Linked DNA regions of Homo sapiens: region 1 is linked to region 2. Evidence: read pairs that join two places in POLR2A ChIA-PET (ENCODE). Cell type or tissue: PC-9. All regions are shown on one strand. Links, peaks and the distances in the headings refer to the core of each region. The heading gives the core; the rest is flanking DNA.

Evidence for each region. Peaks named below come from ENCODE experiments on the same cell type or tissue, not always from the same donor. Only the 100,000 strongest peaks of a DNase experiment are listed, where the experiment ranks them.
Region 1: POLR2A ChIA-PET joins it to region 2 with 5 read pairs; 2 of 35 experiments call an interaction of 5 or more read pairs at or near these places.

The regions. Positions count from the first base shown.
Region 1 is chr2:73,493,300-73,496,224 of GRCh38, reverse strand. All of the region lies in intron 10 of ALMS1 (ALMS1 centrosome and basal body associated protein), which reads right to left. Among named protein-coding and RNA genes, the nearest start is that of ALMS1-IT1, 38 kb to the right of the region's middle. In PC-9, for the core only: no CTCF peak of the experiment used is centred there; no DNase peak of the experiment used is centred there.
Region 2 is chr2:72,814,295-72,817,219 of GRCh38, reverse strand. All of the region lies in intron 1 of EXOC6B (exocyst complex component 6B), which reads left to right. Among named protein-coding and RNA genes, the nearest start is that of EXOC6B, 10 kb to the left of the region's middle. In PC-9, for the core only: no CTCF peak of the experiment used is centred there; a DNase peak (open chromatin) is centred at 1,176.

The DNA of each region.
Region 1 (2,925 bases), core at 107-2,606, 680 kb before region 2:
TAGGGGAATTTGGGGATTGATGGAACTGCTCATATGAAACTGTAGCAATGGATAGAATTGTAAAGCACAGAAAGTGAAATTTATAAGTACGGAAATTTTCAAAGGTGAACCAGGATATGAGGCAAAGATGGAATGCAGAATGTGACTAATGAATCTATATTATAAATGAATCACGTACTCATACTGAAGAATATGGGGAAGGGAGATGCTGACTTAAGAAACTTTAGCAAACAGCATTTTTGTCTAGATATTTTAATGATAACTTCGAAACTGCAGATAAACACTGTACTCTAGATGCAGAATTTGTTTTTCATGTGGGTAGGGGCTATGAATTCTGAAACTATTTATATATTAGGGTAAATATATTACAGATAATGAGAGCCAGTTTTATCGCTATTAGAGACAGAAGTTACAAATAAAGAAAGGGGAAAGGCTAGAATCAACCTTGTGGATCTGTACTAGAGTCAGAGGTATCAATATGGACACATGATTTAAAACACACACACACGTTAAAAGATACAGATATGAGTATACACATAAATTTACAAATCTACCTATATTTCTTAGCTTTATTCACTGAGAAAGGCTAGACACAGCAACATCCCACCAGCAATGAGCATGCCAGGTCCTTACATCTTGCTTTCTAAATACTGTACTCCTTCCTCCCTTCAAAAATAAGAGGGTTTTTTGGCTGGGCATGGTGGCTCACGTCTGTAATCACAGCATTTTGGGAGGCCGAGGTGGGCAGATCACCTGAGGTCAGGAGTTCAAGACCAGCCTGGCCAACATGGTGAAACCCTGTCTCTACTAAAAATACAGAAAATTAGCTGGGTTTGGTGGTGCAGACCTGTAATCCCAGCTACTCTGGAGGCTGAGGCAGGTGAATTGCTTGAACCCGGGAGGTGGAGGTTGCAGTGAGCCAAGATCACGCCACTGCACTCCAGCCTGGGTGACAGAGCAAGACTCCGGCTCAAAAAGAAAGAAAACAACAACAACAACAACAATAAAAAGAGGGATTTTTAATGAAACAGTTGATTCCAGCTCTGGGGCAGGGTACAGGAGCCAACCTAAAAGTGCTCTAAAGAGCTAAAAAGAGAACTTGAGCAACAAAACAGTAATGGTAGCATTGGATTATAATCCAAATAATGAAATAAACACTAATGAGTCTACAGTAATGTAAATAAATAACCTAGGGCGGAATAAATGAGGGAAGAACAATTCTCCTTACAGAAGAATTCCAATTAACAAATGTAAAAGAGATGACAGACATAAAAAAATTAAAACACCAGAGTAATAACTGCTACAGCCAAGATCCACTCATGAATGCTAAAATTAGTAGTCAAAGTTTAAGCAGAAACAGGTTATTTGTATAGTCTAACAAAATCTCCCTCAAATGTTTAGTATCTCCAAAGGAAAAACAATAACCTTACAGTGGAGAATCCTAGCAGATACCACTTTAGCCAAGTGATCAAGGTTAACATCACCAGTAATGTATATCAACATAATGTGCTCTCTGTTGTGACGTGTTGAGAATGCATAACCCTAATCTAACCTTGAACCATCAAACAATGCTAAATTGAAGAAGCTTCTTCAAAATAACTGATTAGCACTCTTCAAAGCGTCAAGGTCATGAAAGACAAAAAAAGACTGGGAAACTGTCATAGATTGGAGGAGTCTAAGACATGACAACTAAAATGCAAGACGGAATCCTGGGTTGGATCTGAAACAAAAAAGGTTCATTTGTGGAAAAACCTGGTGAAATCAATGTTAGACTATATAGTTTTACACCAATAATAATTTCTTATTTTGATAAATATTTTATGGTTATGATGTTACGGTAAGATGTTAACATAAATGGAAGCTTCAGTAAAGGTTACATGGACAACCTCTAACATATCCCCCAATGACATCTACCTCCTGGTATTCAGGACCTTGTGGAATTCCCAACCCTTGGGTGAGAGCTTTAGACAGTGACTCATTTCTACTGAAGAGAATGTGGCAGAGGTGACGAGATGACACATCCAAGGGTAGGTTACAAAAAGACTGTGGCTTTTGTTTTGGGCACCCTCTCTTGCCCTCTCACTGCCTCACTAAGGGAAGCTTAGGTGTCATATTATGAGTGCCTTATAGAATCAAAAAGCCCATGTCTCTGGCCAAAGCCATGGCCATGTGAGTGAGGCTGGAAGCATATCCTCTCAGGCAAGCCCTGTGATGAGACCACATTTGCAGCCAATACCTTGTTTGCAACGTTCTGAGACAACCTAAGCCAGAAGTACCCAAATAAGCTACATTTAGATTTCTGACCTACATAAATTTTCACGTTTATTAAGTTGCTATATTTCAGGGTAACATGATACACAGCAATAGATAATACAGAAACTCTCTGTGCTATTTCTGCAACTCCTAAGTCTAAAATTATCTCAAAATGAAAAAGTTTGAATATATTTTATACACATATACTTTATAAATATTTTATACATACATACTTTATAAATTTTTTTTTTGAGGCAGAGTCTCGCTTTGTTGCCAGGCTGGAGTGCAGTGGTGCAATCTTGGCTCACTGCAGCCTCCGCCTCCCAGGTTCAAGCGATTCTCCTGCCTTAGCCTCCTGAGTAGCTGGGATTACAAGCATGTGCCACCATGCCCAGCTAATTTTGTATTTTTAGTAGAGATGGGGCTTCTCCATGTTGATCATGCTGGTCTCAAATTCTCAACCTCAGGTGATCCGCCCACCTTGGCCTCCCAAAGTGCTGGGATTACAGGTGTGAGCCACCGCACCCAGCCCTTTATAAATATTTTATAAGGTATTATATATATATTTACTTATATATATATGTTTTATGCATCTGTGTGTGTGTGTGTGTGTGTGTGTGTGTGTAGTTTGCCTTATTTATGGACTGTGGAGTTTGATAAACCTAGGTTCAA
Region 2 (2,925 bases), core at 240-2,739:
TTTGCAGGTTTAAGAATAGTAACTCTAATGATGAAAGCATTATGATCTGAGTGCATGTTATATAAATAAAGCTTAACATTTAGCAAAAAGTTGAAATTGTACATTTGGGTAAAAAGGGGTGGATAATGTTAAATAAGTTTCATTACAATATGGAATAGGAGAATAAATTTTTTTGTGGTTTGATAAAGAGAAACTTGTTTTTAAAAAATGTCCTCATTGAGTTATCAAGCAAACTGGAAAAATGAAAAAATTATGAAGAATCTGTGGCTAATAAGACAATGTTGATTTGGTTCAGTTAGCTAGCAATGGGCTCTGTGTTTGATTTTGTTTGAGTTAAATAGACAACAATTTTCATTGAAGCTCTTCCAGTGGAGGTTATGCTGATTTGTTATCTGATTGATTAGATTCACACCACAGAAAAATTAGTAGCCATAGAGAGAAATTAAATGGGAGTGTAGCATTTGCTAAGTATTCCTGTATTAAATTTCAAGAGTTTGTTAGTTATCATCAGATCAAATATGTAATTCTGAGGAACCTGAGCTCCTGGAAATCTTATCTACTGTAATTTTGAAAATAAAAAATGATATAGGTAAATTATCTTGTGTGGGTTTGAAATATTTTATTTAAAAAGTGGAAAGAAAAGGATATGAATCATAGATCTAACAAACATTTTTTGTCTCATTCCTTCTATTTCCCCATTTTATTCGTTTGTTGTTTATTCTTCCATTGCTTTCTTATGCAAATAGGAGCATATATTATCTTATTTTCTCCTTTTTACAAAATAAATAGTGTTATTGTATAGACTTCTGCAGCTTAGTTTTTTAGTTATACATATATTTTTGAGATTTGTCCATATCAGTATATAGAGGTTTTCCTTATTTTTTTTAAATAGCTACATAGTATTCCATTATGTAAATATATCATGGTTTATTAAACTAGTTCTGTTTCTGGATATTTGGATTATTTCCAGCCTTTTGCCAGAAAAAATAATGCAGGAAGGGATAGCCTTGAATATTGGTCATTTTTTATTGCACATTTCTTTTTTTATTTGTTTTGTTTTTGAGACGGAGTCTTGCTCTGTCTCCCAGAGTGGAATGCAGTGGCGCAATCTCTGCTTACTGCAACCTCCGCCTCCCGGGCTCAAGCGATTCTCCTGCCTCACCCTGGCGAGTAGCTGGGATTACAGGTGCCCATCACCACGCCCGGCTGATTTTTGTAGTTTTAGTAGAGAAGGGATTTCACCATATTGGCCAGGCTGGTTTTGAGCTCCTGACCTCAAATGATCCGACCGCCTTGGCCTCCCAAAGTACTGGGATTACATGCCTGAGCCACTGCGCTAGGCCTATTGTACATTTCGTACTGTATCTATAGGATAGATTCCCACAAGTAAGATTGCTAAGTAAAATGATGAATATATCTGGAATTTGGTAGGTATTACCCACTTTAGAGGTTGTACCATTTTGTTCTCCCTCTAGCAGTCTATGAGATTGCTCATTTCTTTGTAGCTCTTTCAATAAAGTTCTCCGTAGCTTTTTCAACAACCCAAAGACTTTTGGGCTTTTGTCAATATGATGTGATAAGTAGTGTTTCAGTGTAGTTTTTATTTTTATTTTTCTTATTGTGAGTGAGGCTGAAAATCTCACAATAATATGTTTAAGGGCTTTTGTGTATGTCTTTTGCTTATTTTTCTATAAGGGGGATATTTTCTTTTTTCTTTTTTTTTTTTTTGAAACAGGGTCTCTCCCTCTCTTGTCCTGGCTAGAGTGCAGTGGGCAATCTTGGCTCACTGCAACCTCCGTCTCCTGGGCTGAAGCGATCCTCTCACCTTAGCCTCCTGAGTAGCTGGGACTACAGGTGCGCGACACCACGTCCAGCTAATTTTTTGTATTTTTGTTTGAGACGGGGTTTCGCCCTGTTGTCCAGGCTGCTGTCGAACTCCTGGGCTCAAGCCATCCGCTTGCCTCGCCACCCAAAGTGCTAGGATTACAGGCGGGAGCCACCGCACCCGGCCCGGATTTTTTTCTTTTTGATATTTGGGCGCCCAGGGTAAAAAACCTTTGATGGTTATATGTTGCTTAAATGCATGACGAGTATGTACAGTGGAATTAGTTGTGATTGGTAAATAAACCATTGTTTTTAAGAAACGAAAGTTTCAAACCTGCCTCTTTATTATTTTAGTCATAAAGAGGTATCAGTAAACAAAGCCATTTTATTTTATTTTATTTTTTTGAGACGGAGTCTCGCTCTGTCGCCCAGGCTGGAGTGCAGTGGCACGATCTCGGTTCACTGCAAGCTCCGCCTCCCGGATTCATGCCATTCTCCTGCCTCAGCCTCCGGAGTAGCTGGGACTACAGGCGCCTGCCACCACGCCTGGCTAATTTTTTGTATTTTTAGTAGAGATGGGGTTTCACCGTGTTAGCCAGGGTGGTCTTGATCTCCTGACGTCGTGATCCACCTGCCTTGGCCTCCCAAAGTGCTGGGATTACAGGCGTGAGCCACCACGCCCGGCAGAATTATAATTTTTTTAAAAAATTGAGATCTGTTAACTCCCAAGAGGACAATGATTTGATGAAAGAAATTTAAGCATGTAATATAAATTGCATACCTGCAAACCTGTTAGATCTTTAAAATATACATTACGCAGTGAAACATTTAAGGGAGCAAGAACCATCACAATGCAACTAACTAGATTACCTTAATTTGATTTATGATAATACATATGGACTGGGACTCTGTTAAAACACCTACTTGTCATTCAGTCTTGAAGATCATCATATTGACATGCACTTTGAACTTGCATGAATTTACCTTCAGTTACTACTGTGGTTTGATAATTGATTAATTATTACATAAAAGCAAAAACAAAAGCAACGACAACAATAACGAACTTCTTTTATAACAGTTCTATCATTTCAGTATTTAGAC